Linked DNA regions of Homo sapiens: regions 2, 3, 4, 5, 6 and 7 are each linked to region 1. A link is a contact called in ENCODE Hi-C or POLR2A ChIA-PET data. All regions are on one chromosome and are shown on one strand. Each heading gives the region's core, a stretch centred on a gene start or an enhancer-like site at or near the end of the contact. The rest is flanking DNA. Distances are from core to core; before and after follow the strand shown.

What was found. A loop is a pair of places that touch in the nucleus more often than their neighbours do. ChIA-PET counts read pairs that join two places held with the same protein, here RNA polymerase II (POLR2A). Pooled maps may share reads with other maps.
Region 2: a pooled map shows a loop between it and region 1 (8-fold over the local background). The contact joins the promoter of SHQ1 here to the enhancer-like site in region 1. A Hi-C loop is called at or near these places in 3 of 37 single-sample maps with no recorded cell type and 2 of 50 pooled maps.
Region 3: a pooled map shows a loop between it and region 1 (8-fold over the local background). The contact joins two enhancer-like sites. A Hi-C loop is called at or near these places in 3 of 37 single-sample maps with no recorded cell type and 2 of 50 pooled maps.
Region 4: a pooled map shows a loop between it and region 1 (9-fold over the local background). The contact joins two enhancer-like sites. A Hi-C loop is called at or near these places in 2 of 37 single-sample maps with no recorded cell type and 3 of 50 pooled maps.
Region 5: a pooled map shows a loop between it and region 1 (5-fold over the local background). The contact joins two enhancer-like sites. A Hi-C loop is called at or near these places in 1 of 37 single-sample maps with no recorded cell type and 3 of 50 pooled maps. POLR2A ChIA-PET finds 5 or more read pairs at or near these places in 1 of 52 experiments (activated T-cell).
Region 6: a loop to region 1 is called in a map with no recorded cell type, with 28 times the contacts of the local background. The contact joins two enhancer-like sites. A Hi-C loop is called at or near these places in 4 of 37 single-sample maps with no recorded cell type and 4 of 50 pooled maps.
Region 7: a loop to region 1 is called in a pooled map, with 12 times the contacts of the local background. The contact joins two enhancer-like sites. A Hi-C loop is called at or near these places in 4 of 37 single-sample maps with no recorded cell type and 4 of 50 pooled maps.

What each region holds. Positions count from the first base shown.
Region 1 is chr3:71,085,055-71,089,158 of GRCh38, forward strand. The region is part of intron 7 of FOXP1 (forkhead box P1); the gene reads right to left. LOC124906247 (a long non-coding RNA gene) reads left to right here. Exons shown (of 2, transcript XR_007095956.1): 2 at 1-3,661. Among named protein-coding and RNA genes, the nearest start is that of FOXP1-AS1, 200 kb to the right of the region's middle. RefSeq lists an enhancer at 2,790-2,889. Within about 2 kb of position 2,302, at least 7 of the 41 ENCODE cell types and tissues checked have a DNase peak (open chromatin) inside an H3K27ac peak, as active enhancers do.
Region 2 is chr3:72,846,119-72,850,222 of GRCh38, forward strand. It overlaps SHQ1 (SHQ1, H/ACA ribonucleoprotein assembly factor), which reads right to left and starts at 2,327. Exons shown (of 11, transcript NM_018130.3): 1 at 2,080-2,327. The coding sequence starts at 2,222. RefSeq lists an enhancer at 2,546-2,645.
Region 3 is chr3:72,819,032-72,823,135 of GRCh38, forward strand. All of the region lies in intron 6 of SHQ1 (SHQ1, H/ACA ribonucleoprotein assembly factor), which reads right to left. Among named protein-coding and RNA genes, the nearest start is that of SHQ1, 27 kb to the right of the region's middle. RefSeq lists enhancers at 3,216-3,265, 3,286-3,565. Within about 2 kb of position 2,185, at least 13 of the 41 ENCODE cell types and tissues checked have a DNase peak (open chromatin) inside an H3K27ac peak, as active enhancers do.
Region 4 is chr3:72,755,282-72,759,385 of GRCh38, forward strand. All of the region lies in intron 10 of SHQ1 (SHQ1, H/ACA ribonucleoprotein assembly factor), which reads right to left. Among named protein-coding and RNA genes, the nearest start is that of SHQ1, 91 kb to the right of the region's middle. Within about 2 kb of position 1,835, at least 3 of the 41 ENCODE cell types and tissues checked have a DNase peak (open chromatin) inside an H3K27ac peak, as active enhancers do.
Region 5 is chr3:72,481,192-72,485,295 of GRCh38, forward strand. No RefSeq gene overlaps it. Among named protein-coding and RNA genes, the nearest start is that of RYBP, 37 kb to the left of the region's middle. RefSeq lists an enhancer at 1,318-1,818. Within about 2 kb of position 1,905, at least 16 of the 41 ENCODE cell types and tissues checked have a DNase peak (open chromatin) inside an H3K27ac peak, as active enhancers do.
Region 6 is chr3:72,308,073-72,312,176 of GRCh38, forward strand. No RefSeq gene overlaps it. Among named protein-coding and RNA genes, the nearest start is that of RYBP, 140 kb to the right of the region's middle. RefSeq lists enhancers at 2,274-2,583, 2,764-2,943. Within about 2 kb of position 2,444, at least 17 of the 41 ENCODE cell types and tissues checked have a DNase peak (open chromatin) inside an H3K27ac peak, as active enhancers do.
Region 7 is chr3:72,162,473-72,166,576 of GRCh38, forward strand. All of the region lies in intron 2 of LINC00870 (long intergenic non-protein coding RNA 870), which reads left to right. Among named protein-coding and RNA genes, the nearest start is that of LINC00870, 13 kb to the left of the region's middle. RefSeq lists enhancers at 272-321, 342-441, 1,442-1,711, 2,222-2,331. Within about 2 kb of position 1,664, at least 4 of the 41 ENCODE cell types and tissues checked have a DNase peak (open chromatin) inside an H3K27ac peak, as active enhancers do.

The DNA.
Region 1 (4,104 bases), core at 1,052-3,551:
CAAAGAATTTGCCAAAAGCCACTTATTTCTATGCATTTTCTGTCCAGCTCTGTAACAGCTTGCAACTACTTTTTTTCTTCCACTTAGCTTTTTGCTTTTCTTTTCTGAGACGAGGTCTCACTCTGTCCCCCAGGCTGGAGTACAGTGACACAATCACAGCTCACTGCAACCTCAACCTCCCATGGTCAAGCAATCCTCCCATGTCAGCCTCCTAAGTAGCTGCGACTCCAGGTGCATAACACCACATTCAGCTAATTTAAAAAAAAATTTTTTTTTGTAGAGATAGGGTCTCCCTGTGTTACCCAGGCTGGTCCCGAAGTCCTGGCCTCAAGCAATTCTCTTGCCTTGGCCTCCCAAAGTGCCTCACATCACAGGTGTGAGCTACTACGCCAGGCCCCACTTAGCTTTTTTTACTTCACCCCATTAATATTTAGTATCCCAAAGTTTCATTTATTTTCCTGTTACTGTGAAATTCCAGGTGAAGATTACTGGGCTCCTATGGCTTCAGCTTTTTACTATTAAGGAATATTATATTAGAATCATCAACAACAATCCAGTGAAATTCTAATAACATTATTAGCACCTTTCGTTAAGCGTATGTCACATGCTGTGTGTCTCTAGCTGGGTGCTTTATGTCCAAGTTTTCATTTGGTTCTTGTATGGTGGGTATCATTTATGGCCTTTTTTTTTTTTTTACATGGAGTCTCACTGTGTTGCCAGACTGGAGTGCAGTGGTGTGATCTTGGCTCACTGCAACCTCCGCCTCCTGGGTTCAAGCGATTCTCCTGCCTCAGCCTCCTGAGTAGCTGGGACCACAGGCGGGTGCCACCACACCCAGCTATTTTTTGTATTTTTAGTAGAGACAGGATTTCACCATGTTGGCCAGGATGGCCTTGATCTCTTGACCTCGTGATCTGCCCGCCTTGGCCTCCCAAAGTGCTAGGATTACAGGCGTGAGCCACCGCACATTTACGGCCATTTTATAGACAAAGAAACAAAGTTTTCTATTTTGCCCAAGGTCATGGTGGCAGGTCACGATTCAAACATGAATCCTTTGTTTCTAAAGCCTAAAGAGACTCAGGATGACATGGCTGAAAATTCTAGCATTGGAACTGCAAATATCGGATTGAAATCCATCACAACTGTATTCTTTGTAGCTGCAAACCTGAAACCAGTGTCTCATGTTGACAACTGGCCTTGCCCATGTTTTGTCCTTGGCCAAGGGGCAAAAAGAAAGCTCTGCCCTCTTTCAGACTGTGCCCATTACAGTTCTAGCTTACTTATCTAGGACTGCTAGTTAATTTCATATTAAGGAAATCTGTGAGCATCCCATGAAAGGGGATCTTCTCTCGTTCTTGCTTATGTGACAACAACATATACAAACATCATTATTATGCAATGTACCGGGGGGAAAGGGAGCACATTTGATAAATGTCATGATAATTTTATTCTTCGGGAATCTAAAATTGCTGTTGCCTTTTCTAATCTCCAGTGTCTCTAGCTGGTCCAGAGATAACGGCTCCCATCCCAGGCTAGAGACTCCATCTCTAATTTCCCCAAGTCTGTCAATGAGAGGCAGGGACTGAAATCCCAAGTTCTGTCTCACCGGATATTTTCCAGGAATGCCTCTCTTCCAAATCATCAGCGACATTTAACATGACCCTGAGCAGCAAACTTCTGCCCCAGAGGAAAGCAGAAAACCAATTTATGTAAAATTAAAAGCGATTTGCTTGATCCATCACTTGCTTCCACTCCCGTCCCACTTTCAACTGCAACACATTCAGCTGGAATTACAGGCTACCTCTTCGTCCTGCACTGGGGCATAGAATCTATCTATGCACAACCATGGAGAACAAACATTACAGAGAAAATAATGACTTTGGAAGCACCAGGCACCCTACCCAAACACAAGCTACATGTGTGTTCACAGATGGAAACTAACGGCTGTTTACCCTGAAGGCCCCATAAGAAAAATGCAGTCACCATAACAGTAAAATGCAACTTACTATTCAACATGAAACAAAGTGAGATAAAGAGAGGGCTAGGGACTGAATTCCAACAAAGAGCTCTTATAGTACCTTGGATTTCCTCGGGACAGTCCACACCATTCAAGAGCTGTGCAGGCCCTGAAGAGGTGAGCTGCACAACTGATGAGATCAAAAGACCAAGGCAGGAAAAGGGTTGCAGGTTAGCTCAGTTCTTTGTTGGGTGGGTCAGAGAACAGAACTCATGTGACATCATTTTGTGTCTTGCTCTGGAGGTGCACTTAGCAAAGCCAGAAATCCAATGTTAATTGATCAAACAACGACAACAAAATACCGGTTTTGTCTGGCAAAGGATTATGCAACATATTGATGTAAACGGCATCGAGCCGCATCAGAGGTACTCTGACCATTTCCTTGATGCAACAAATAAGGGCACGCATTCCTTGTCAGTGCATCACAAAATGACAACAAAAGTCATCCAAGGTTTCCTGTTGAGAGATGCCAGCTGGTATTGACAAAGGCTTAAGAGTGTCTTTCTCAGACCTCTGTGGTTTAGCACTTTGTCAAAACAGGATACTATTTAAATTAAAAATTTACTGATTCAAGTTCAGAAAAACCCTGCTTTGCTGTTTTTATAACCAAATTTGTGGGTGGGGAAACTTTGACCTTTATTTTTTCTTTTTTTATGACACCTTATATGGGTCTGAGAAGGTACTATATTTAGCAGGCTAGATTTGAGAACTAAGGTGTCTAAGCAAGATGACTATCACTTTCTATGAATTACTGTACATGTGAAATCATGGGCTTGTTATATTATGCAAAAGCGACTCATGTGAAACAAACAAAAATACCTGTTTGCATGTATAAGTTTTGTAAAATCTTTGTGGGGAGAGAAAGGGGAAATACACACTAGACTAGGCCACGGCATAATGTACCTCCCATGTGAATCTGGCTTAGTGTGCAAATGTATGTTTTCAGAGAAGGCTAAGCCAGGGCTGTAAGACTATGGTCAAAAAAGCAAAGCTGACGGTCAACCATAAGCAGTGCAGTGGTGAGAACCAAGATGCTGGGGAATAGATGGAGTCTCTGGAAATTGCGAAAGAGCAACCAAGCTTGTTTCTGATTGGGGGCTCTTAAACTTGCTCTTCCCCGAACCTGAAACTTTCTTCCCTAGATAGACGCAAGACTCAGTCCCTCACTCAGTCAAGGTCTCTACTCAAAGACCATTTCCTCAGAGTCCTTCCCTGGCCAGCCAGTCAAACATGGGACTGTCATCACCACGGTGTTTATCTTAATCTACTTTGTTTTCTTACAGATTTCATCGTCACACAACATGTGGTGATACATTGTTTTGTTTTTTGTTTTTTTTTTTTTGGCTTACCAGTTTAATGTCCCATAAGAATGTAATCTCCCGGCTGCTTTCTCTGCTGCTCACTCTAGGTGCCTCACTCTAGGTGTCTAGGTCAACACAACCACCCAATAATTTGTCAGATGTTTGTTGAACAGGGAATCTCATGAACAGTCTATTTGAGTTGCGTAAAGGATCTCATTATTTTTCTTGAACTTTCACCTGTCTAGCTAACTATTTATGGGAAAGGTACTAACAAAGTCATTCCAATGATGTCAAAGACTTCTGAGACACCAGAGATGCAGTTAGATATAAATATTAAACTACTTATTTTGCCTTAAAATCACTCTGAGATTATCTTTGAAGGTCTTACAGCTTTGAGAATATGCAACTTCCCATTGTTTAGGGGGAAACGCTGGAGGAAATTTGCATAATTTGAGAAAGAAATCGAACTCACCAAATACCTTAGTGCAGTTCATCTCTTTTGTCAATCTCTCTTTCTTATTAGTACAGGCAAATCTTTTAGTGAAGTGAATAATACTTTGGCCAATGACCTTACGCCAAGAGTACACCAGTGCTCAGGTCACATTTTGACCTTTCTTCCATCCAACATAGCTGAAGGATATGACACTTTATAAACAATTACACTGACTTGCTCTTACTCTGATTCTAAATAGGGCTAATGAGGAGGTTGGAATCAGTGGCACCCAACCTCCGAAACAAGCCCCAAAGATTCTCACCATTTGGTATTCATGCCTTGGATAGTACCTT
Region 2 (4,104 bases), core at 1,077-3,576, 1.8 Mb after region 1:
TTCAGAAAATGTGAGCTATTATTACCAGCTCCCTTCCCCTAAACTCTATAAGCCTAGAGTTAAATTCTTACTGCAGAGAAAATTATATTTGCTTACATGGGGCCTCCGCAGCTACAGTCTCCATTCTTCAAGGAGAGGGACCAGGTTTTATTCATCCTTGGTATAGCAAACTGTATGTTCTTTTTTTTTTTTTTTTTAGACAGTCTCGCTCTGTTACTCAGGCTGGAGTGCGATAGCGCAATCTTGGCTCACTGCAACCTTCGCCCCCCAGGTTCAAGCGATTCTCTCACCTCAAGCTTCCCAAGTAGCTAGGACTACAAGCGCGTGCCATCAAGCCCAGATAATTTTTTTGTATTTTTAGTACAGATGGGGTTTAACCATGTTGGTCAGGCCGGTCTCAAACTCCTGACCTCAAGTGATCTGCCCACCTCGGCATCCCAAAGTGCTGGGATTACAGGAGTGAGCCACCACATCTGGGGGCAAACTGTATTATCAAAGAATGCCCATCTCACAGCACTCTTCCCAACCATGAAGGTCTATGTTCCCTCCCCTTAAAATTCAGCAGGCTCTGGGACTGTTTTGATGAATACAATAAAGCAGAAGTGACACAGGAATTAGACCTTTAACATATGAATTTGGGGACAAGAGTTGGGGGGGTGCCCACAAATAATCCATCCACGGCAACGGGTAAATAATAAAGCCTCGTTGTAACACTGTCCTAATAACAAATGAGATAATCCGTATAAAGCACTAACCTGGAGTAAAAATTCAATAAATATTTGCTACCACCATAATCTTCTTCCTATTCTTCACATCTTGGCTTAAATATCGCCTCCCCAGAAAGGCTTTTCCTGACCACTTTATAAAACATGGGCCCTTTTTCATTCTCTATTAGTGCACTTCTTTCTCCTCATAGCACTCACCACAATTAAGTACACTGTTTATTGTTTTCCTCTCCCCAGTGAAAAGTACATGAGGGCAGGACTTTGTCTTGTTCAGCACAATAATACCAACACTGAAACTCAATAAATAAATTAAAGAAATAAGTGAATTAAAAAACTGGAAAGTGCAATAATTCAAATACGGACGTTATATGGTCTAAGGGAAATCTGAGCAAAACTGGTTCAGCAACAGTGAAAAAACCACCTTGACTGGTGGAGAAGGTTTGTACCACAAAAGTACTTGGGTGGGAAAAGTAGGATGCAGCTACACTTCAGAAAGATTAGGAGGATGGATAAAGAGAAGGACAAGAGATTGGCAATACTTTAGGATGAATATGTAGCAGCGGGTTCTGTGGAATGGGGTTAATAGCAGTGCTTATCCCTAAGGATCACCGTCAAAGTTAAATGAGATACACCATCATAAAGCACTTAACGGAACTGCTTGTCCACCACACTACGAGTTATCAGTGTTAGCTGCTACCAAGGTTACGATTCTGCAAGGAGAATAATTTAAACAGATCAAGTGCTGACAGACCCTCACGGAGACTTGGGGGAAACAACCACACTTCAGGGACAAAACCAAACAGAAGAGCAGCAGACAGCAGGGAAGCAGGAGAACTAGGCTAATTTGGTGTCAAGAGGTCCAAAAAAGGTAAGAATTTCGGTAAGTAGGGAGCGGACAGACAAGAGATAGATCAACAGAAGGCGGCCTGGGCAAAGTTAAAAGGACCGACGGGTTGGGAAGTCACGGAGATGTCAGCGCGCGCCGTTCCCAGGAAGGGAGAGACTGGGAGAGCAAACGCGGAGTGAAAGGAAAGAACAGAACAAGTCAGAACGGGACGAGAACTAGGGCGACAGGGCAGAAACGGGAAAGTGACACGGTCCAAACGTCACTTTTTCAAGTGATTCCGCAATCCTTTGATATGGGATTTAAGAAAGCTCAAGAAGGAAAAGGGCTTCCGCAGCATCTAAAACGCACCCCTGGAAGAGGGCAGTTCCCTGGCACCAAGAGAAGCTGCGGAAACGTCGGGAAAAGGCATTCGCGCAATCGAGCACTGCTCTCTCGACCTTGCATTCTCCCTCTAAAGCAGCTATCTAACGAATGCGCCTTTCCTGCGGCCAGGCACCCCGAACTCGCCTGAGAAAGTATGGCTTGGCGTAGAACTTGAAGTCAGACCCCTCGAAGTAGACGTCGAACTCGGAGACCCGGGCGTAGGGCACGCGGATGGCGATAGTCAGGAAGTCCGGATCCTGGCTGAGGTCGAACGCCGGGGTCAGCATCGCCGCACCGGACGCAAGGGCCGGCGCCGCTCGCTCTCACTGCCGCCGCGTTCCCGCCACGCAAACTCTCCAACTCCCCACGCGCAGGAACTCTCGGTGTGAGGGACGGAGCTTCCGGCTCGAGGCGGAAGTGCTCGCGCGTAAGGCAGGAAGTCTCTCCCCACGCCAATCTCCATGGAGACGGGACGCCGTTCGAGAAGAGGCGGAACTTTCAAAACCCCCGGGCGGAGAAAGGGCGTGGCGAGTGGTGCCTGGGAGCCGGCGTTGAACCGGCGGGATGACTAGCAACCGAGCCTTTTTCGAGGTTCTTAGAGATGATTTTAACAGCACTGGCTTGACAGGTAAACAGACGTGCGTTTGAATCCCTTCCTGGCCACAACTTCTCAGCTGTAAGACCTTGGGAAAGTTACAAAACCTCTCTATATCTTCTGTAAAACGCGGATAATGCGAGAACCTAGCCCCATAGAAATGCTGTGAGGGTAGCATGAAATTGTGCATGTAGAACTCTAATAACGAACTTGGCAAGTTGTCAACGCTTGATGTGCTGAAGTAGTCACCGCAGTAGCCACAGCAGCACCGTTACAGTGGTTTCCCTTAGTTCTCACCTGCCTTGTGAACAATTCCTCTTACACTTTCCCTTTCCTCCCTCTCTCTTTCCACTTCTCTTTTTCTGCAGCTTTCTCTCTCATTCTTAACGGCTTATTTGAAGAGTTTTCTCTTTAACAGAGCGTCCGTCCCGCTAATCTCATCTAATCTACGCTGCAAACTCTAAAGAAAACGGCTCAGAGAGGTTAATCAGTACGTTTTATAACCATGCATTTTACAGTAATTAGAACTCAGAACGTTTGACTCTTAAACCGTGTCGGTGACTGCATTCACAAATTAAGGTCCCTCTGTATTCCCCTTCTTTCCTTTTTCTCACTCTTGTCCTTACACTTGTCTGAGGACATCTTTTCTGTCTTTTTTTCTACTTGTCTTCCTTGTATTTTCTCCCTTTGGAGTGTGCCCCTTACACTCTCTCAGTGCCTCTCCCGCTGGTTTCCCTCTTCCCCCACATATTCCCTTGGCCTTTCCACACATGTTGTTTCCTGTTATTCCACCACTAATTAGAATAATCCAGTTGTGGTATTTATTCCGTGGTTTTAAGTATCAGTGGAAAAGGGATGAAAAGTACTCTCCTAGGACAGTGGAGATAACCAGAAAACTTCAAAAGTCTTTTCAATCTCCAGCTGTTTTATGATTCTAAGGAGACATTCTTGAAACTTCATTAGGACTCAGAAAAAAAATTAATAGTAACAGGGGCTAACATTAACTGAATATTTACTATGTGCCAGCACTGCAGCAAACCCTTTGTAATGATCTCATTCTCCCTCCTGACCGCTCTATGAAGTAGGCATTATATATTCCCTTGGCTTGCACAGGATCTCACAGCTAGTAAGTGGTGCAATGGGAATTGAAACCCAGGTGAGTCTGATTCCTAGGCCCAGGCTCTACACTATTACAGAGTTGACTCCCTCTGTTATTACCACCTACTTTGTTTCACATTCTAAAGCCAAGCCTGCCTGCTTTAGACCATACTGAGCCTTACAAGTAATAGGCACTCAATATTGACAATGAATTGATGCCAACTTTGATTTAATAAAGCTCTCAAAAGGTCCCTTGAGATAGGCCTGTGACTAAACTATTCCAAATTAGCTTCTTTACAAAGAATCTTGGCCGGGAGCGGTGGCTCACACCTGTAATCCCACCACTTTGGGAGGCCGAGGGGGTGGATCACCTGAGGTCAGGAGTTCGAGACTAGCCTGGCCAAGATGGTGAAACTCCGTCTCTACTAAAAATACAAAAATTAGCCAGGCATGGTGGTGTGTGCCTATAATCCCAG
Region 3 (4,104 bases), core at 935-3,434, 1.7 Mb after region 1:
GCAAGACCTTACACAGTGGACCCAGCTAAGCCTGGCCCAACTTCTGACTCATGGAAACTGAGATCATGAATGTACACTGTGTGAAGCTTGTGATAATTTGTTATGCAGCAAGAGAAAACTAAAACAGTGACTTATCATTGTTATTTCACTTAGTATTTCTCCAATTGCTCAACTTTAAGCACTAGTTCCTTGGTTTGTAGGCAATCTGGATTTGCACTCTTATGAGTGACCCATTCGAATGTGTTTTGTCCAGTTTTTTTCTATTGGATGGCTTGTCTTGTCAAATTAAGAATCCTGTATATTATAGATATAAACCCTAATCATCTTTCCAAAGCTACCATATCTCTACTGACTTTGTTTATGGTACCTTTTGCCATTGAAACACTTATTTTTCATGTAGTCAAATATGTCCATTTTTTTTTTAAGACAAGATTCTGGATTTATAGCTTTAGTTAAGGTTTCCCCAATCCTTGAATTGTACATGAAGTCTCTTTAAGATTAAATTTATTATCCATTAAGTGGAGGTACAGCATCATAAACAAAGGTCCTCATCCTGGTCTTCATATTGAGTAGGCTGAGGAATAAGAGGAAGAGGAAGGGTTGGTTTTGCTATCTCAGGGGTGGCAGAGGCAAAAGAAAATCCCCATATAAGCAGACCTATGCATTTCAAACATGTTTTGTTCAAGGGTCAACTGTATTTAATTTAAAATTTACTGGATTTAATTAATAAGACAGATAAACTGAGTGTTGACTGCCTCATTGGAGGACGCATCTGAAGTTCCTTAATTTAAATAAAAGCTCTCAGTTCATTTTAAGCAATTTGATTTAAGGAAATGGCATGAAGGCATATACTCACTGCAGGAAGAAAGCATACCTGACAAAATATTTTATGACTCCTTGTATTTAGCAAGAAGGTTAGAGACAGTATTCCCTTAGGTATGGTTTTTGAGATGTTCATTAATTTAGCTAATGGGAAAATGCCAGGTGTTCATGATCTCTGACTAGAGAAAAGTCTTTATATCCTAGTTGACTAATAGACCCCTGCTCCCACATAATTCTCAATCACAAAGTAAGCATGCCCAGAAACTATTTAGCAACATGTCAACTCTCTACATATTTATGCCTTCATTTTTAAGTAATCATACCTATCGACGTTTATCCATTTATAAAAGTTGACCTAGGCAATGTAGGTTCTGACGTTACATTATCCACATGTAAGTATTTCTACATTAGTCATTTTCAATAACTGTGCACAGAAGAAAAACCTACTTGAATTATTCTTCTGAATTCTTGGATACTAGGAGCTGCTAGACTTTCCCTAAAACACTTCCACCTTTTACTGAGCATTTATAAGTTCCACTGTGGCCTACTTCATTAATAACACACAAATGCATTTAAATTCTGAAATTCAAGCAAAGAAATCAGAGATGATAAATAACAATAACAACAAACCAGGAAATCACTAGAGAAACCAAAAGTCTGAGCTCCCTAAGGCCTTTTTTATTAGAGCTGTAAATCATATCACCCAAAGGGGAACTTGGGGGAAGTTTGCACACAATCAAGTCTAACCTAGCAGCAGTACTGGAAATAACTACAGATGCAGTGCCAACAATGCTTGGATGATTGCCACCATGAATAACATTTGTCAAGCATTTGTATGACTTAGCTACACTACAAAGCAGCTTTGCTATATAGTTCACAATGTTTTGGCTAATTATACTTTTAAAAATAATCTCCAGTGAAACAAAAGTCAGCTGAACTCTCAATACATTTGAGGAGGAAACTGGTGCCCTAGCATTGAAGCAAATGGCCAAGGACCACCTCCCAACATCAAAAACCCCACCAATATGTCTGAAGGCTGCAAAGGGACTATCAAAATGAAAGATGTCTGCAAGGTAGTCACTTTTCTCTTCCAAATATTTTCTAATTTTGTTACTTTTAAATCCTCCCTTCCTCTCTAAATCCCCCTCCCAAACATCCCTCTTATCTGGGTCAACAATTAAATCACAAAGGATCTCAATGCTCTCAGAGTAACGCACATCTGTCTATTACATTGTACATTCACTGGAACCAGATCAAGGGAACCAGAAAAAATTGTGCTGCATTCAAACCTTCAGCCTAAATGGGTAGCCCTGCAGTGCTACAACTTTCAAAGTTGACACTGACAGTTATCTCTACAAACACTGAAGGGCTCACTGGTGCCAAACAGGATGTCCCTGCTAGGAAGTTCATTGACTATAAATGTTACGTGGTGTCATAACAAGCAATAACGTGCCAAGACTCTGGAGCTTCAGATTAACCACTGAAAGACAACATGGGAAATGCGGTGAGTTCATCCTCATGAAACCAGAGCTCAGGGGAAGCACGGCGTTTAACACTTCCATTTACAAGCCTTTGGGGAGGAAAATCTGGATCACTACAAAGCTGGAGAAAAGTCTCCCTGTTGTAACTCAGGGCTGTGATGAAAACGACAAGAATTACAACCAAGGGAGAAAAAGAGGGAGCAAAGTTCACCACCTAAGGCTTATCTGGAATTCAAAGCAATCTAGGTTAATATTTTATGATACAGAATGAATCAAAGGTACACCCCTCACCTGCACTGTTGTATCTGCCTGGCGACACCTGATGAGGAGGTGTTAAACAGACAACAGCCCACGCTATGACACAAAGAGGAAGAAGGCCAGAGAGGCAAAGAACAAAGAGGAAGAGGAGAAAAGGTACAGCAGCATGCACCATAGTTCAGCAGAAAACTGTGATGTTTATTTCTTGGTTTATTTCTTTTCCCCCATATTTTATCCTGGCTCAACACACTTCAATTTATTCCTCCAATTCTGAGTGCCCCAAATATTTGAACCAGGATTTTTCAAATGAGAGAGAAATCTTGTTAACAAGGAACTTTCCCTTAAAGCTTTCTAAATGTATAAAAATTGTAATTTCACAGAGAAACCATCCAACTCCTGGCTCTCCTGTGACTGATTTTACTCTACAATAATAATTTCTAACATTTACAGGATTTTAAATACATCGTTTCATTCAATCTCAGGACAACTCTGAGGTAGGTACAGCATTCCACAGCAACCCAAAGGTGCAAGATCATATCGCAGGCATGTGGTGGAACAAGAAGTCCAACCCCAAGCCTACATTTAGTTTATATCTTACATTTGGTATTATTAGAAGAGACACGCTGTTCGACACAAAGCTCAAGTTCGTCTACCTTAGATCACATGTCCTTGCTATTTTTAAAGGTGGTTTTTAGAATGAATCACCATAATGGCTTTGCAGACTATGACTGTTCCTGATGCACCAGCCTGGCTATCAGTCATGGGTCAGATGAAGGGTCAGGAGGGCAGGTGGTTAAAAGGACTGAGTGGCTTGATCTCCTGCTAAAATTACACAAAGAAGACTAAGAGCATTGCTGACACAGAAAACTGGACTGAGAACAAGCTACAGTTTATCAAAGTAGAGCAAGTTAGAATTTAAATCAAAGGGAACGCCTTCTCTTGATTTTTAGGGCAACTAGCTCACCCTGGTGGACAGAAAACTCAACTACGCAACCATCAATTTTCTCCCACACCACCTCATTAAAATACCGTGCTAAAATTAGGGAAACTGACTCAAACCAGTTGACACACTTGATGATTTAAGTTTGTTCAAACTTCATGATCAGATCTACCTAGCATGTACAATTAACTATCTATATTCTGTTAGCAATCCTAAACCTGAAAATTTGTCTATATATACATAATGTGAGAAGTCTCTGAAAGCTGCTTAAACTCAAATATAAAAGTCAGGATTTGTTGAAAACGACAATAAATCTATAACAAAGAGTCACTATAGGCCGGGCGCGGGAGCTCACACCTGTAATCCCAGCACTTTGGGAGGCCGAGGCTGGCGGATCACAAGGTCAGGAGATCGAGACCATCCTGGCTAACAGGGTGAAACCCCGTCTCTAGTAAAAACACAAAAAATTAGCCAGGCGCGGTGGCCGGTGCCTGTAGTCCCAGCTACTTGGGAGGCTGAGGTAGGAGAATGGCGTGAAACCGGGAGGCAGAGCTTGCAGTAAGCCGACATTGTGCCACTGCACTCCAGCCTGGGCGACAGAGC
Region 4 (4,104 bases), core at 585-3,084, 1.7 Mb after region 1:
GGATGGATGGATGGATGGATAGATGGATGGATGATAGATAGATAGACAGATAAATTGATTTTTGATCCTTTGCCAAGCTTCATTTCTATTTTATTATCCCACCTTTAATACCTCAAGCTGGCTAGCTTCCTAAATTAATACTAAAGTTCTGAAAGAAACTTTAATAAAAGAAACATTCTGAACTCTCTCCCATTCTTAAAGAATGCTAGGATAAAAACTGATTAAAATTTCAAAATAGCATTGGTGTAGAATGTGCCCCAGTAGTCTGAGGAATTAAAGTTGGGTTTGTTTTTATTCAATTACTTAGCACAGATAACCTAGCAATCACTGTTCACAAAAAGGGAAATTATTCCTGTAGGGAAAAAAAATTAAGCCATGAAAGAGTAGCTGTTTTGTTTTTTTCAACCACTAGTACAATTAGAGTTGGTTCTAATCTGCCACTCCTTGTCAATTACACAATCTACTTTTGTAACAGACTTACCTTTTCAGAAAGCAGCTCACTTAAGGTAGGTAGTAGTTTTTCTCTGTCGTACTCAAAACTGACTAGGCTAGTTCATGTCCAAAAGCTTGGTCAAATGGCATTATTAGATAACCACTCTTACAAACATCAGGTACTATTTATTTCTTTATTTAGAGACAGGTTCTCGCTTTATTGCCTGGGCTCTGGAGTGCAGTGGTGCAATCAGCGCTCCCTGTAGCTTTGACCTCCTGGGCAAAAGTGATCCTCCCACCTCAGCCTCCTGAGTAGCTGGGACTACAGGCACATGCCACCACACCCAGCTAATTTTTATATTTTTTGTAAAGACAGGTTCTCCCTATGTTGCCCAGGCTGGTCTCCAACTCCTGGGCTCAAGTGATCCTCCCACCTTGGCTTTCCCAGAGTTCTGTGATTACAGGCATGAGCGGCAGCCCTGGGCATGGTACATTTTGATACTCTCAACAAACACATAGGCTGAGTTACTAGTTATAGTATATGTTTTTTGTTTGTCTGGTTAGGTTTTTCTTGAGACAGACTCTCACTCTGCCTTCCAGTCTGGAGTGTGGAGTGCAGTGGAGCGATCTCAGCTCACTGCAACCTCCACCTCCCTGGTTCAAGTGATTCTCCTGCATCAGCCTCCCGAGTAGCTGGGATTACAGGCATGCGCCACCACGCCCGGCTAATTTTTGTTATTTTTAGTAGAGATGGGGTTTTGCCATGTTGGCCAGGCTGGTCTCAAACTCCTGACCTCACAGTGATCCACCCACCTTGGTCTCTCAAAGTGCTGGGGATTACAGGAGTAAGCCACCATGCCTGGCTAGTTACATGTTTTATATCTAAGTGAGGATCACCTACCTGTTAAGAATATATTTATTATAGAATGAAGAGACGCTGCATTTAAAAGAGACAATTGGATACCACTGCTGTCATATTTTAATAAAACCACACTCAAAATAGATTTTTCTTAGAAAGTTACTGGAAATGTAATCCTACAATGTAACTTAAAAAAGACCTTTCATTCTTTCTGCATATGTGAAATAATATCCTATTTGGAGAATTTCTCTTTAAAGACTGCAGACAAGTTATGCTACATGTAACTACCACGAAAGAGTAATTGCAACAGCAGAAAGTACTTGCCTTTACTATGGCTAAGCTGATACAAAATTTCCTCAATTATTTTACATTTGGTGACTGTAGGAGGGGGAAAGCCTCCGCAGCCTTATGAAGCAACCAAAACAAAATGCAAAAGGAGCCTGAAATGTAGGGGCAGGGGGAACTGGGTATAAATGGAAAGCATACATCCTGTTTTTTTGCTGTAGAGTTTTGTCTCAAACTATCAATCAACTTTTCACCACTTCCTGCAATAGCAGGTCTACTATAAATCTCAGAGTAACCGACTAGGTTTCATTTCCTCTGCCCAAACCTAGAAGCCTGCCAGGCATGACATACTGAGACTAGAGCCCACAATTGATCACAGAGGACAAGACTCCAGTGAGGCAATTCCAGACAGTTCAAACTGGATGCTTACTGGCTAACTCGGCCTTTTAATTTCATAGCATACAAAACACACAATCTCAGGTTCTATCTGGGACCAAACAGTAGATCAAATTTCTTCTCTTTCCTTTTTTTTTTTTTTTTTTGAAAGATGGGGTCTCACTGCATTGCCCAGGCTGGAGACCAGTAGTCAAAGGAGCAGTAATACCACAATACAATGTTGAACTACTGGCCTCAGCAGCCCTCCTGCCTCAGCTTCCCAAGTAGGTGGAACTACGGGTACGTGCCACTGAGCCCGGCTTCAACTTTCTGAAGGGCATTTACTGCACATCAATGGTAGACTGGATAAAGAAAATGTGGTACATATACACCATGGAATACCATGCAGCCATAAAAGGAACAGGATCATGTCCTTTGTAGCAACATGGATGGAGCTGGAGGCCATTTTCCTTAGCAAACTAATGCAGGAACAGAAAACCAATTACCGCATGTTGTCACTTGTAAGTGGGAGCTAAATGATAAGAACACATGGACACATAGAGGGGAACAACACACACCAGGGCCTATCAGAGGGTGGAGGATAGGTAGAGGGAGATGATCAGGAAAAACAACTAATAAGTACTAGGCTTAATACCTGGGTGGTGAAAATAATCTGTACATCAAACTCCCATGACACAAGTTTACCTATATAACAAACCTGCACGTGTCCCTGAACTTAAAAGTTAAATTTTTTTAAAAGGGCTTTTATGATAATGACATATCATAATTCCTCTCTATTGAAAAGAACCAGTTCCATACTTTAGGTTCCTTGGCCCAAAACACATGTATGTAGCCTGATCTAAAGGTAATGCACTGGCTTTAAGTAGAAGTTGCTGGTGAAATTCCTATCTTGAATCTGAGAGCCGCCAAGAAAAACAAATACCAATGGATGCACAGAGGAACCTGAAGCTGTCTCTTCTTATTCTATAACAGTGAGAAGCACTTCCAGCGCAGCCATTAACAAAAACATTCAATCTCTAAGAACAAGAAACGACTAACTTAACACAAGGAAGGCTGCAAGCTAAAGAGTTATTTAAACCATATCTAGTTTGGGCCAATAACACAACTTCTCATACAAATTTCAACTGGTTTTTATGCCATTTCGTGGGCATAGGCTCTGAGAAACATCATCTAGTCCATGGATCAGCAGAATCATTTTCTGAAAACTCCCTGTATTAGTTTCCTAAGGCTGCCATAACAAACCACCAAAAACTGGTAGCAGAAAACAAAATATATAAATTTATTTTTCACAGCTCCTGAGGCTACTATTTTTTCTTTTTTTTTTTTTTTTTTCCGAGATGGAGTCTCATTCTATTGCCCAAGCTGGAATGCAATGGCACGATCTCGGCTCACTGCAACCTCCACCTCCTGGGTTCAAGCAGTTCTCCTGCCTCAGCCTCCTGAGTAGCTGGGATTACAGGCACTCACCACCACGCCCGGCTAATTTTTGTATTTTGGTAGAGACAGGGTTTCACCATGTTGGCCAGGCTGGTCTCAAACTCCTGACCTCATGATCTGCCTGCCTTGGCCTTCCAAAGAGCTGGGATTACAGGCGTGAGCCACCGCACCTGGCCAAGGCTACTATTAATAGTCCAGAATTAAGGAGTCAGCAGGTTTGGCTCCTTCTCAGGGCAGAATCCCTTCCATGCCCTTCTCTTAGCTTTTGGTGTTGCTGGCAATCCTTGGAGTTCCTTGGCTTGTAAATGCATCACTCCAAGCTCTGCCTCTGTTGTTCAGGGTGTTCTCCCTATGTGTTTGTGACTTCACATGGCCATCTTCACTCTGTTTGTGTCTTAGTGTCTCTTCTTTTCTTATGAGGTTACCAGTTATGGTGGATTAAAGGCCCACCCTACTCTAGCATGACCTCATCTTAACTAATTACATATGCAATGACTCTATTTCTAAATAAGGTCACATTGTGAGGTTCTGCAAGGACATGAAGTTTGGAGGGACATCACAGGGCATCACTATAACACAGTACACCCTGTAGAGCTGAAATCAATAGTGGAGATGCTCATTAATAGAGGATAATAGACCAGAAAAAAGTAAATCAACTTAAAATGGAGACCAAAATTTAATAGTAAATAATGATG
Region 5 (4,104 bases), core at 655-3,154, 1.4 Mb after region 1:
GCAGAGACTGGGCCCTCACCAGACACAAAACCTGCCAGTTCCTTGATGTTGGACTTATCAGAATCCAGAACTGTGAGAAATAAATTGATAAATTACCCAATTTGTGGTATTTTGTTATAGCAGCACAAACAGACTAAGATAGATACTAATACTAATACAATACCAACATCAAAACTGCTAGCAGGCTGGGCATGGGGTTCACACCTGTAATCCCAGCACTTTGGGAGGTCAAGGCAGGCAGATCTCTTGAGGCCAGGAGTTTGAGACCAGCCTGGCCAACATGGTGAAACACTGTCTCTACTGAAAATATAGCCAGGCATGGTGGTGTGTGCCTGTAACCCTGAGTAATCTTGGGAGTCTGAGGCACAAGAATCGCTTGAACCCAGGAGGCAGAGGTTGTAGTGAGCCGAGATCCTGCCACTGCCCTCCAGCCTGGGTGATAGAGCAAGATTCTGCCTTTAAAAAAAAAAAAAATGCTGCTAGCAATGCACTTCACTAATACTCATTTTACACTGCTAATACTTGTCACCCAGAAAACCTCCCTCCTGGAGAGCCCCAGGTTCTTCAGAACTCAGTAATCACTCTTTAACAAACAAAGAAAATGGTTTCAGCCCCACTGCAGCACTCTGACACATCTTCAAAAACTCCACAGATTTCCAGAAAGACATACCTTCTCCTGGTCAGTGGGGGTTACGCCCTCGGTCACCACTGTCATCTGGTCCTTAGCCATCATCCTCTGTTCCTGAAGCTGCCATTCTCTCTCCCCATCTCTGTTACCCCTGGACCACCTCACATCTGCCATGCCTCATAGCATCATGAACACAAAGCTGGTTCCCAAAAGTGTTTGTGGATAACGGAAGGGGTATTGCAGTCCTGCATATCTGGTCAATTACAGGAACACAGCATCCTGGTTCTTGGCTGGGTGCAGCGGCTCACATCTGTAATCCCAGCACTTTGGGAGGCAGGTGGATCACTTTAGGTTAGGAGTTTGAGACCAGCCTGGCCAACACGGTGAAACCCTGTCTCTACTAAAAATACAAAAAATTAGCCGGGTGTGGTGGTGCACACCTATAATCCCAGGCACTTGGGAGGCTAAGGCAGGAGGATCACTTGAACCTGGGAGGTGGAGGTTGCAGTGAGCCAGGATGGCACTGCTGCACTCCAGCCAGGGTGACAGAGCGAGGCTCTATCTCAAAATATTTTAAAAAGTAAAAAATAAATAAAAATAAAAAAAGCAATATAGCATCCTGGTTCTTGAGTTTTCTGGACTGTCCCTACACCGGGGGCTTCTCTTGCTCTAGAGATGTCCTTGCTAATCATTGCTCTCCTGAGCTGCCTCTGTTTTTCTCTGGACCCTCTCCTCTCAATCCCTTCCTGCTTCCCATCTCTGTGGCCTTGGCTTCTTCTTAACAAGCTTGCCACCCCCAACTTCAAATTCCTGTCAATTTGTTGTAAACAAGCTACCTCTGTTTGTGTCTTGCCTTTTCCCACCAGGGAGGTATAGACATGGTTAAAGACACGGCCTCTGGCACTGGAAGGCCTCCTTTTCACTCCCAGCTAGGCATTCTTCAAATCCTTCCTATCCCTATTTTACAGCTGACAAAACTGACTTCCGGGGGATTTGGTTTTGCTCAAGGACCCAGGGTCCTTCAGGGGTAGGTAGGAAAGATCTGGGACAACTCCCAGGCCTCTTCCAGGCAGAAGGAGAAGTAGGTTGGAGAATGCTAGTTGAGGGCACCTGCAAAAGCTAAATCAAGACTGCCTGAAGCTTAGGAGGAAGGAAATGTGTGTAGATTTAGTTCCTAGAGGGCTTATAAATAGGACCATTGCTCATTTGTCCTGAAAAGTCGCTGGGCAACCTTCCCGAGGTGAGGGGTGGGGGCGGGGCCACATGCCCTCCTGAGGTCATTTCTAGCTTGATGATTCACACGGCAAAATCCCAGCGTGGGTTCAGCGCCCCTCCCCGCACCCGCCCCGTGTACTTTCATTTTGCATTATGATTTTTCACTCAAGCTGATGCGAACCCAAATTGATGTCATTTCCCTCCCAATAAGCTCTTGACCAGAAAACATCTAATTCTCCATCTAGCTGGGATTTTTTTTTTTTCACTCAGTTTCTATAAAATCATGCTGCAGTTTGCCTCGATATTTTCTTCTCTTTTAAAGATAGCATTTGTCAAGGCTTATCTTCTGGTCGTAAAACTAATATATATGCTCACTGCAAAAGAATCTGGAACACAAGAGGCCTGAAAGAAGAAAATAAAAATTATATATAGCATCACACACGTAGACAAACAGGAAAGATCATAGTATGTTTTCTTTCTGTCTTCCCCTTGTATATATATCTTTAACATAATTAGATCAAATGCTTTTTTAAAAATCTATTTAAGAGTGAGAGGGAAGAATCATAGATTCTGGCTTCAGCAGAACATGTGTTTTAATAGGTTATATTTATTGAGGGCTGAAAATGTTCTAGGCACTTTACTCAGTGTGTATTGGTGGAATGTCAGCCATTTATGTTCATTGCTTTTCAAAATCCTCACAACAGCCCCTGAGAAAGATATTACTATCATGCCCATTTTACAGGTGAGGAAGCTGAGGCTCTGAGACGTCCCAAGAACAGCTGGTTCATAAAGCAGCTGGGATTAATTTTAATTAAAGTCATCTTGCTTCCACAGGCTGGGCTCTTAAACTTTTTATTTATTTATTTATTTATTTATTTATTTATTTATTTATTTACTTTTCATAGAGACAGGGTCTCACTGTGTTGCCCAGGCTGGTCTCGAACTCCTGGGCTCAAGCAATCCCCCCAACTTGGCCTCCGAAAGTGCTGAGACTACAAGTGTGAGCCACCACACCTGGCCAGCTATTAACCTTTATAGTATGTATAGAGTTTGTCACTTCATAGGGATAAGTGCTTCAATTGGGAATGCCATGAAGGCAACACTGGCCTGCTTCTCATGTAACTAAGAATTTTTTTTTTTTTTTTTGAGACAGGGTCTCACTCTGTCGCCCAGGCTGGAGTGCAGCGGTACAATCTCGGCTCACTGTAATCTCCACTTCCCAAGTTCAAGCGATTCTCATGCCTCAGCCTCCTGAGTAGCTGGGACTACAGGCACACACCATCACACCTGGCTAATTTTTGTATTTTTTGGTAGAAACGGGGTTGCACCATGTTGGCCAGGCTGGTCTCGAACTCCTGACCTCAAGTGATTCACCCACCTCAGCCTCCCAAAGTGCTGGGATTACAGGCACGAGCCACCTCACCGAGCCTGTAACTGGGAATATTTTAATCAAAGCACAACATACTCGTGGAACAAAGATCATGCTCCATTCTGACCTTCTGCAACCCTTTGCTTTAAAGAATATATAGGGAGAAAGGAAACTGGAGGAAAAGGTCATAAGCGTACTTGCCAGTGCTACTACAAGTTTGCCCATGCCTTCCTATAAGTGTTGCTATTTTAGTGCTTGATGGACATCTAAAGTGTCCCTGGGCATGGGGGAGCTGAGAGGTGCTGGGGCTCAGCACAGATGCTGTAAAGTGACTGCTCATTCTTTCTGTGGCCATTCATTGACTACCTACCGTGTGTCTCTCAGGCACAGTGCTCAGCATGTACTCCAAATGTAATCTGTATAAAACCAGCATGCCCATGGGGTCGGCTTCAAAGTGTTGAAGTGATATCATAATGTATTAGTCATTCTCATAAAGTATGCTCATAAAGACATACCTGAGACTGGGTAATTTATAAAGGAAAGAGGTTTAATTGACTCACAGTTCCACATGGCTGGGGAGGCCTCACAGTCATGGCGGAAGGTGGATGAGCAGCAAAGTCACGCCTTACATGGTGGCAAGCAAGAGGGCTTGTGTAGGGAAACTTCCCTTTATAAAACCATCAGATCAGGCTGGGTGCAGTGGCTCACGCCTGTAATCCCAGCACTTTGGGAGGCTGAAACGGGTGGATCATTTGAGGTCAGGAGTTCAAGACTGGCCTGGCCAACATGGTGAAACCCTGTCTCTACCAAAGATACAAAAAATAAGCCAGACGTGGTGGCACATGCCTATAATCCTAGCTACTCAGGAGGCTGAGGCATGAAAATCACTTGA
Region 6 (4,104 bases), core at 1,194-3,693, 1.2 Mb after region 1:
AAGTACTTTTCTTAGTATAAGTATGTCCCACTAAATATCTGGAAGATACTTTCTTTTTTTTTTTTTTTTTTTTTTGAGACAAAGTCTCACTCTGTCACCCAGGCTGGAGTGCAGTGGCACAATCTCAGCTCACTGCAACCTCTGCCTCCTGAGTTCAAGCTATTCTCCTGCCTCAGCCTCCTGAGTAGCTGAGATTACAGGCACAGGCCACCATAACCGGCTAATTTTTTGCATTTTTATTAAAAGTAGAAATGGGTTTCACCATATTGGTTAGGCTGGTCTCCAACTCCTAGCCTCAAGTGATCAGCCCACCTCGGCCTCCCAAAGTGCTGGGATTACAGGCATGAGCCACTGTCCCCGGCCCATTTGGGACATACTTGTACTAAAAACATATTCATTGTTGAATTAATTAACAGGGCCACCTGTGTTTTATCTGGCAGCTCACTGGAGTTCGGCCTTAGGCTGGGTCCTCTGGGGTAGCAATAGGGCAGCAAACCTCTCATGGTTCAGACTGGATTATGTGACTATCCTGAGCCAGTCACTGTGGGCAGAAGAACTTAATACATCGGCTGCTATCACCTGGTTTACACACTCCATCCCCAGACTCAGAGTCTGTCTACCTCTAGCTTCTGGGAAGAGGGTGCTTCCCTTAAAGAAAAAGCAAGTACTGTAGATAGTACTGTAGATGCGGTATATGAAAGGAAGGAAAAACAGGATCTACTGTGAGCAGATGCAAGGAGGAGAGATTCTTAAACCAGAGGCAGGGATGTGGGTGTCCCCCAGCTCCAACTAGCGGAGTAAGCCCAGCTGGCCTGGTACCAAGAGATAAAAGTAGATCTTTGAGAAAAAGAACCCCAGGTTGTCCTGGCTGACTCTTTGACAGCATCTCTGGGTAAAACAACCTGCAGGAAGTCCTTCCCTAACTCTCTTCTCTGAGGCTCAGTGTTCTCATCAGCAAAATGAGTATAAGAATTCAAACTTCTGATCAGGCATGTGGTGATTCACGCCTATATTTCCAGCATTTTGGGTGGCCGAGGCAGGTTGCATCACTTGAGTTCCAGAGTTCGATACCCACCTGGGCAACATAACAAGACCTCGCCTCTAAAAAAAAAAAAAAAAGAATTCAAACTTCTTGGGGGGAGTTGTGAAGATTATCTGAGGTTCAACTGACTCCTAACTTGAGACCCAGTTAGTTATTACATAATAGTCACAAATTCAGTTGGCAGCACTCAAAAATTTATTTCCTAAGGGTAGATTTTTTACAAAGTGGGGTTCCAGTCCCAGTAATCTTTCATTCCTTGACAATACCAATTAATTATGATTGCTTGTTGTGGCTTCTCAGCCTCAGCACTGACATTTTGGGCTGGATACTTCTCTGTTGTGGGGGGCTGCCCTGTGCATGGTAGGATGTCTAGCAGCACCCCCAAACCCCACCCACTAGAAGCCAATAGCAGCTGCTTCTTAGCTGTGACAGCAGAAATGTCTTCCAGACATTGCTAAATGTTCCCCTAAGGGGTAAAGTCATTCTCTCCTCTAAGAACCACTGTGATAATAGCATAAAATACAAATATATATTCGTATAAACATGTATTAAGATATTGTGTTGAATGTGTACTGTAAGCCCTATATTATGCATATCCCATTGGGGAAGCTTATCAATGTGGACTGAGCCAGCTGAGGTCTCTTAAAATAAAGTCCGTATAAATTGGAGGGAAGACACCACTTCCTGAAGTAGGCAAGCCCGAGTGTCTTCCTGCCCCTAGGGACTTTCAAACTGCATTAAAAATGAGAATCATCTGTCTCAAAAATGTTTCCTTGTCAAGTTAATTGAATGGAGGAGGAGGTGGGGCAATGCCCAATCACCTCTTCCGCCTCCGTTTTAGCAAAAGCCAAAGGGCTTCTGGGAGCAACATCAGGATTTGTGTAGTGTTGGCGTCTTAAAGTCATGCTTTACTTTTTAACGATTCTTTTTAAGTTATAAAAATAATGCCGACAGCCAAGCCATGGCGGGTGGGAGGGAGGGATGGGGGTGTCCACAGGTAAAGACCAGGAAGATAGCAAAATTCAATTGAAGGCTGTCCTAGACGTTGCATGGAAGCCGCGGTTGCCTCTCACTAGCTGGTGTCCTTGGGCTAGTTACCTAATCTCTGACAGGGCTGACTTCACAAGCCTGTGTCCCAGGCAGTCACTCAGGGCCTGTGATCAGAAGGACACCTCACTTGGTTTAACAGTCTGCTGTGGTTTCAGTCTTGAAGTTCTTAATTTTTAAACCAAAGACCCCACATTTTTATTTTACACTGAATGTCCTAAATCATGCAGCCAATCCTGCTCTCTGAACTCAGTTTTTACATCTGTAAAGTGGGGGTCATGACACCCTCCCATTGCAAGACGACTGTGAGGGTTACACACTAGTCCAGGGGCTGACAGCTCTCAGCACTGCAGTTCCCTGCCCGGCCATCCCAGTGGCTGAAACAACAGTGTTTGCAGTCATTCTCAGGCCCCATCTCAGAAGGAAGTCTTTAACGACGGGCCTGAGACCATGACTCTGAGCTTCCGGAACCTTTGAAATTCTCTCTGTTTATTATTTTTGTGACTACCATCTGTTTCCTGTAGCAATGAACTCTTTAAATGAAAAGGTCTGTGGACTGAGGGGTGGAGCAGGAGGACAGCGGGGAGACTCCACCCTCCAGGGCAGCCTGGCTGGGGAGGAGAGTCCCCAGGGGAGAGTTGGCAGAGCAGAGCAAACAAGCAGCGTCCCCAGAGTGCCTGCAAGGCAGGAAGGAAGATCGCCTTCTCACGTTGCACCCTGTTCAGCTTTCCGAAGAGGGAGACAAAGGTGGAGTTGGAGCCAGTCCTCAGATTCGCGTGACTCCATGGCCCATCTTTTGCCTCCCTCTGCACGCCATGAGCTTCTGTAGTTAAAGGGCTCCTGGGGGCTGCGGCTCACCATCGCCCCACCTCCGCAGGTGGACTCTGGCAGGTTCAAGGAGGTAGAAGTGCTGAGGGACCCTGTCCTCTTGTCCTTTCTATCACTGCTACCCCAGCAGGTGTCCAGGCCCCCACCCCATCTCCACAGTTTGCAGATGGCCTGCGATGCTGAAACAGGAACATCCATGAGGGAGAAGTCGAAGGTGCCAGACAAGCACTCGGGACATGGCTGGAGGTTCCCCTCTGAGCTAGGAGGTCCCACCAGCTGTCCACAGAAAGGACCACCTTTGCAACTCCCATGTGTTGATGCTGTATGGTAACGCAGTAATAAGCTGGAGGGTGTGGAGGTGCTGACTGAGAGCCCTTGGGCATTGTTGGTGGGTGACCCAAGTCCCCTCTCCAGGAGGGGCTGGGCAGTACCTGGAAACTGAGTTTCCTCCAGCCCACATGGCCGCAGGACCTCTCTCCTTTATTGTGTCCCCTCCATCTCTCTTCCTTCCCCACCCAGAAGAAACCTTGCCATCTCCAGGCCCAGAAATTCATCTTGTTCCCAGCTCTCCTCCCCACTTCCGTCACTGATGCCCATCAGTCCTTCTCCTCCCCGCAGGCCTAAGATTTTGCAACTCCAAGGCCAAGAGCTGACATTCTCTTCTCTCCGAGTTGCTGCCTCTCCCGAGGCAATGAGAACAAAATGCACACAGCAGCCAGAATGGAGGAGGGGACGAGGGTAGAGAGAAACACCAGGAATAAAAACCTCATGCCTTCATACTTTCAGAGTCACCCGCCACCCCACTACATGCTCTTGAGGATTTATGGCAAGACCCATGATGATTTTTTTTGCTGATTTGTTTCACAAAAAAAAATTGACCTATGACTGTGGGAATGTGTCACCAAAGGAAAATAATCTCTTAGGTGACAAGATGCTGGAGGAAGGAGAGGTCCCCTTGCCTTGTGCCTCAAGACACCAAACTATCAAAGGAGGCACAGGGAGAGACCCAAAGCCCAACATTACCTGGGCTGGTACTGATTTCTTGAGGCTGAAACCAATCAAGTTTTCTCAGCCCCAGGCCCCTGTTCCTCCACGCTCTGAAGATGACCATCTGAGGCCTTTAGAAAGTCACTTTATGAGACAGTGGTCTCATAACAGTGGTCCATAGGTAGTGGTCACCACAGAGT
Region 7 (4,104 bases), core at 414-2,913, 1.1 Mb after region 1:
ACTCACCGGGTGTGTCAGCCCAGGACTCACCTCTCCTGGCAGGGCTGTCTTCATAAGGGATGATTTGCTTGACCAAAACAAACTCACTTGCGCTAACTTAAACACAGGGAAAGCAATCCTGAGGAGTTAGGTTATCTTGCAGGTCACAAGGACAAGAATTCATCTGGGTATCCTCTAGTTTAAGACTAGAAATTCCTCACAACAGACTGGTGCTGGGAATTGGAAAGCTGGCAGGAAGCAAATGGGCTCTTCCTCCTCTCTCTTTGGGTTCTTAAGGAGCACTTTTCTCCTTCTCTGCTTCATTTGCCTGCTTTTTGCTGTAGACCAGCCCCCAGCTCTCTGTTTGCACACCAGAACATGTGACTCCCAAATGCCTCCCCAGCACGGCCACCCCAACCACCCCAGCACAGGCAGCTCCAGCCCAAGTCTATGCACCTTAAAGGTTTAGTCCACGAAGCGACTTGATTTGTAAGTCTGAGCCCTAAGGCCAGGTCACTGGGAGGGAAATCCCATTGGCCCTGCTTGGTCAGGGGGTCACAACCTGGCTACAGATGACTCACTGGGGACTCTGGGAATAATCTCTCTCAAAAGGTAAAGTGGACAGGGACAGAGAAGATGATTAAGAAAGGAATAGAAATCCAGGGGAGGCCAGGCGCGGTAGCTCACACCTGTAATCCCAGCACTTTGGGAGGCGAGATGGGCAGATCACTTGAGGTCAGGAGTTCGAGACCAGCCTGGCCAGCGTGGTGAAACCCCCATCTCTACTAAAAATACAAAAATTAGCTGGGTGTGGTGGTACATGCCTGTAATCCCAGCTAGTGGGGAGACTGACTCAGGAGAATAGTTTGAACCCGGGAGGCAGAGGTTGCAGTGAGCCAAGATCACGCTACTGCACTCCAGCCTGGGCAACAGAGCGAGACTCCATCTAAAAAAAAAAAAAAAAAAAAAAAGAAGAAAGAAAGAAAGGCAGGGGAAAATTGAAAATTATGACAGAGGAAACAATGAGGTGAAAGAAAGGCCCAGTGTCTCAGATCGCCCTGGCTGTCCCCTGAGTTGAGGACACATCTCTTTCCTCCTTCTAAGAAGAGGCCTTGTCACTTTGTTCTTGCTGGCAGAGCTGGAAAGGCTTGAAGGAGACCACCCAGTGAGGTCACCACACAGTCCTCTTTGCTGCCCCCCATCCTCCCTGCTTTATGGTACCCAAGTCAGGGCTGCTGACCAACCACTGAGTGTCTTGACAAGTCTCAGAGAAGAGATGGACAAGGTACAAAAGTCCTCCGGCTGTTCGGCTGGGAATGGGCTCCCTAATTATGTTCTCAGCCCATACGCCCTGTGGCCACAGCTTCCAGTTAACTAGCAGCAGCCAGAGGGGTGGGGCAGGGGCAGACAGACCAGGTTCCAGGTAATTGTGGCCAAGCCGGAGCTGAACACAGAATGTGGAGGGTGTGCTGGCTTCTGGACACCCCAGATTATGGCTCTGGTGTTGTGTCTATATGATGCAACCAGGGTGTGTATCTTCCCCCCAGGGAAAGGCCCTCCCCACTCCAACCACCACCACAGGTGGTGTGGAGAACTTGCTAGATGCACGCAGTATCTTCTTCCTCCTTCTCAGGGGCCCTGCTGAGCCCAGAAGACCTAATTATATTTAGCGGGTTGCAGTTTAGGACTTGCGGTTAGGCAGGAAAGTGTGTGATTCTCCAAGTGTGGTTCCCCCTAATACCTGCATCTGAATCCCCTGGGGAGCTTATAAAAATGCAGCTTTCTGGGCCCCACCTTTGACCTATAGAATCAGAATCTCTGGATTGGTGGGGCCCAGGAGTCTGTACTTTAATAAACTTACTCTCTCCCCTCTGCTGCACATCAATCGTGTGCACACCAGTGATTCTGTTGTACTCAAAAGTTTAAGGACCGAAAATCACTGGCACAGTGGTTAAAAGCTTGGTGTCTAAACTTGGAGCCTGACTCTCTTATTAGCTGGCCCTGTGGCCAAATTAGTTACGATGCTTCATCTCAGTTCCCTCACCTGTAAAATGGGCATAAACACAGCATGCATGTCATAGAGTTACTGGAAGCACTCAGTGCCCTTAGCTGTAAATAGTGAGCACTGCCTAATGATAGCTGTCATGCTTTGTTGTGGTGGAGGACAGAGAGGATATGAAAGCTGTGAAGGCCAAAGACTAGAAGCCAACCCAGACTTAAGTCTAGAGCTGGCGGACTGGGGTGCCAGGGAAGAATGATCTCTGAGCAGAGCACAGCAAAGATGAGATGTCATCCAGGGCAAGGCCCAGAGGAGGTCACGTGCTGTAAAGTCCCTGCAGTGAGACAGCATGGGGCACCTAGGGACGAGAGCCAGACACAGTCAAGGGCAAGAAAGACAGGTAGGCAGGAGCCAGACTGGGAGAGGCCTGGTAGACCAAGGCGTGGGCACTTGATCCTGTGAATGATGAAGGGTCATGTAGGTTACATTTGCACACTGTTACACCTTTAGACACGGGCACCTGAGGTTCTTGCTTAGGGTGTGATTTATAGGGCTCTACCCTGGAGCCCACTGCCTCCCCGACAACCTGGTTGAGGAGTGGTGATACCTAAGGATTCGCCACCTGGAACCTACATCCACTTCTTTATGCATCATGCTTTACATACTTGGAACTCCTGCTCCAAACATCCTGAGCCTACCTTTAGGGTCTGTGCACACCTCTTTCTCTTGTCCCTCTTCCTTCTCCAGGGAGGCTGCTACAGCTTTTGTCCAGCAGGCCAATCTGAGAGGCAACCGTGTGTGTACAGGAGGGGTGGGCAACTCTTGGACTTGCAGTCTGTGGGGTCCACATGCGTGGGGCTGGAGATGGGCCTTGCACCCTCCTTTGTGCTCTTCTCCCAGGTTGCAGTAGGTATCGGGGCAGGACTGCTGCAGATTTGCTCTCTGGCTTGCCAGAAGGGAATGGACTAGGCGAGGCCTCCAGACTCAAGGCCTGCAGACCTGTTATGAGCCTGTTGCCAAAATCCCAGCCAAAGAAAATGGTGGCTTCTGGCTAAGTTGTGGTGGCTAGGAGTGGGGGAAGGTGACTGATTCAAGAACTATTCAGTAGGTGGCCTCATACTGTTCCCTGTCTTGTCTTTGACTGCTCATGGGAACCAATCCACCATTCCACAGGGAGGAGGAGAAAGTAATTTGAAGCTAGCAGGGTTAGATGCAGAAACAATAGGCTTATCCAGACTATACAGAAAAAGGTAAAAGAAAAAAAAATCAGTGACACACAAAAGCTAATACAATATTACCTCACTTGCAGAAGAGCATTGCTGAAAGACAGGACCTCTGGTGCATGGCAAAGACTGAAGAAGAGAGAAGTTGGGGAGGGAAGCTTTGAGTTTATGTGAGACTAAGGCTAGGTAGCAATCTCATGCCTTCTCATTGCTGCCAATGAAAAAATTTTAGCTTGCCATCAAAAAACAGAATTTCTGGAAAACTTATATCCTCCACTATGTGCTTGACAGCTTCCCCATGTTTGAAGACTCTTCTGATAAGATCAGTGTGGATATGAACACATGCGACCTTTTGATATTATGTAACAAAATGTGTCAACATTTGGTAGATCTGCAGAACTCTGTGAACCAATATTTTCCAAATAGTTGATATAATGTTATAGAATCACACATGGGTAAAAGGTCCATTTAAAACACAACATAGACAGATTGATTTTAATATGATAAAATATAAAAGCTCACTGATAGGTTTTCAGATTTCATGTTGCATCTAACCAGTACAAAAACTACCACTTGTTGAGTTTTGGTATAGTATCACAAAGGAATAGCCACAGTTATCTGAAGAGGGTATTAAAATCGTCCTTTCGTTTCCAACTGTGTGAAGCTGAATTTTTAAATACATTTTAACCAAAACAACGCATCCCAATAGATTGAATGAAGAACATATATGGGAATCTGGCTGTCTTCAATTAAGACAGAAGCTGAGGCCAGGCATGGTGACTCAAGCCTGTAATCCCAACACCACCTTGGGAGGCTGAGGTGGGAGGATTACTTGAGCCCAGGAGTTCAAGAACAGCCTGGGCAACATAGTGAGTCCTTGTCTCTGCTAAAAAAAAAAAAAAA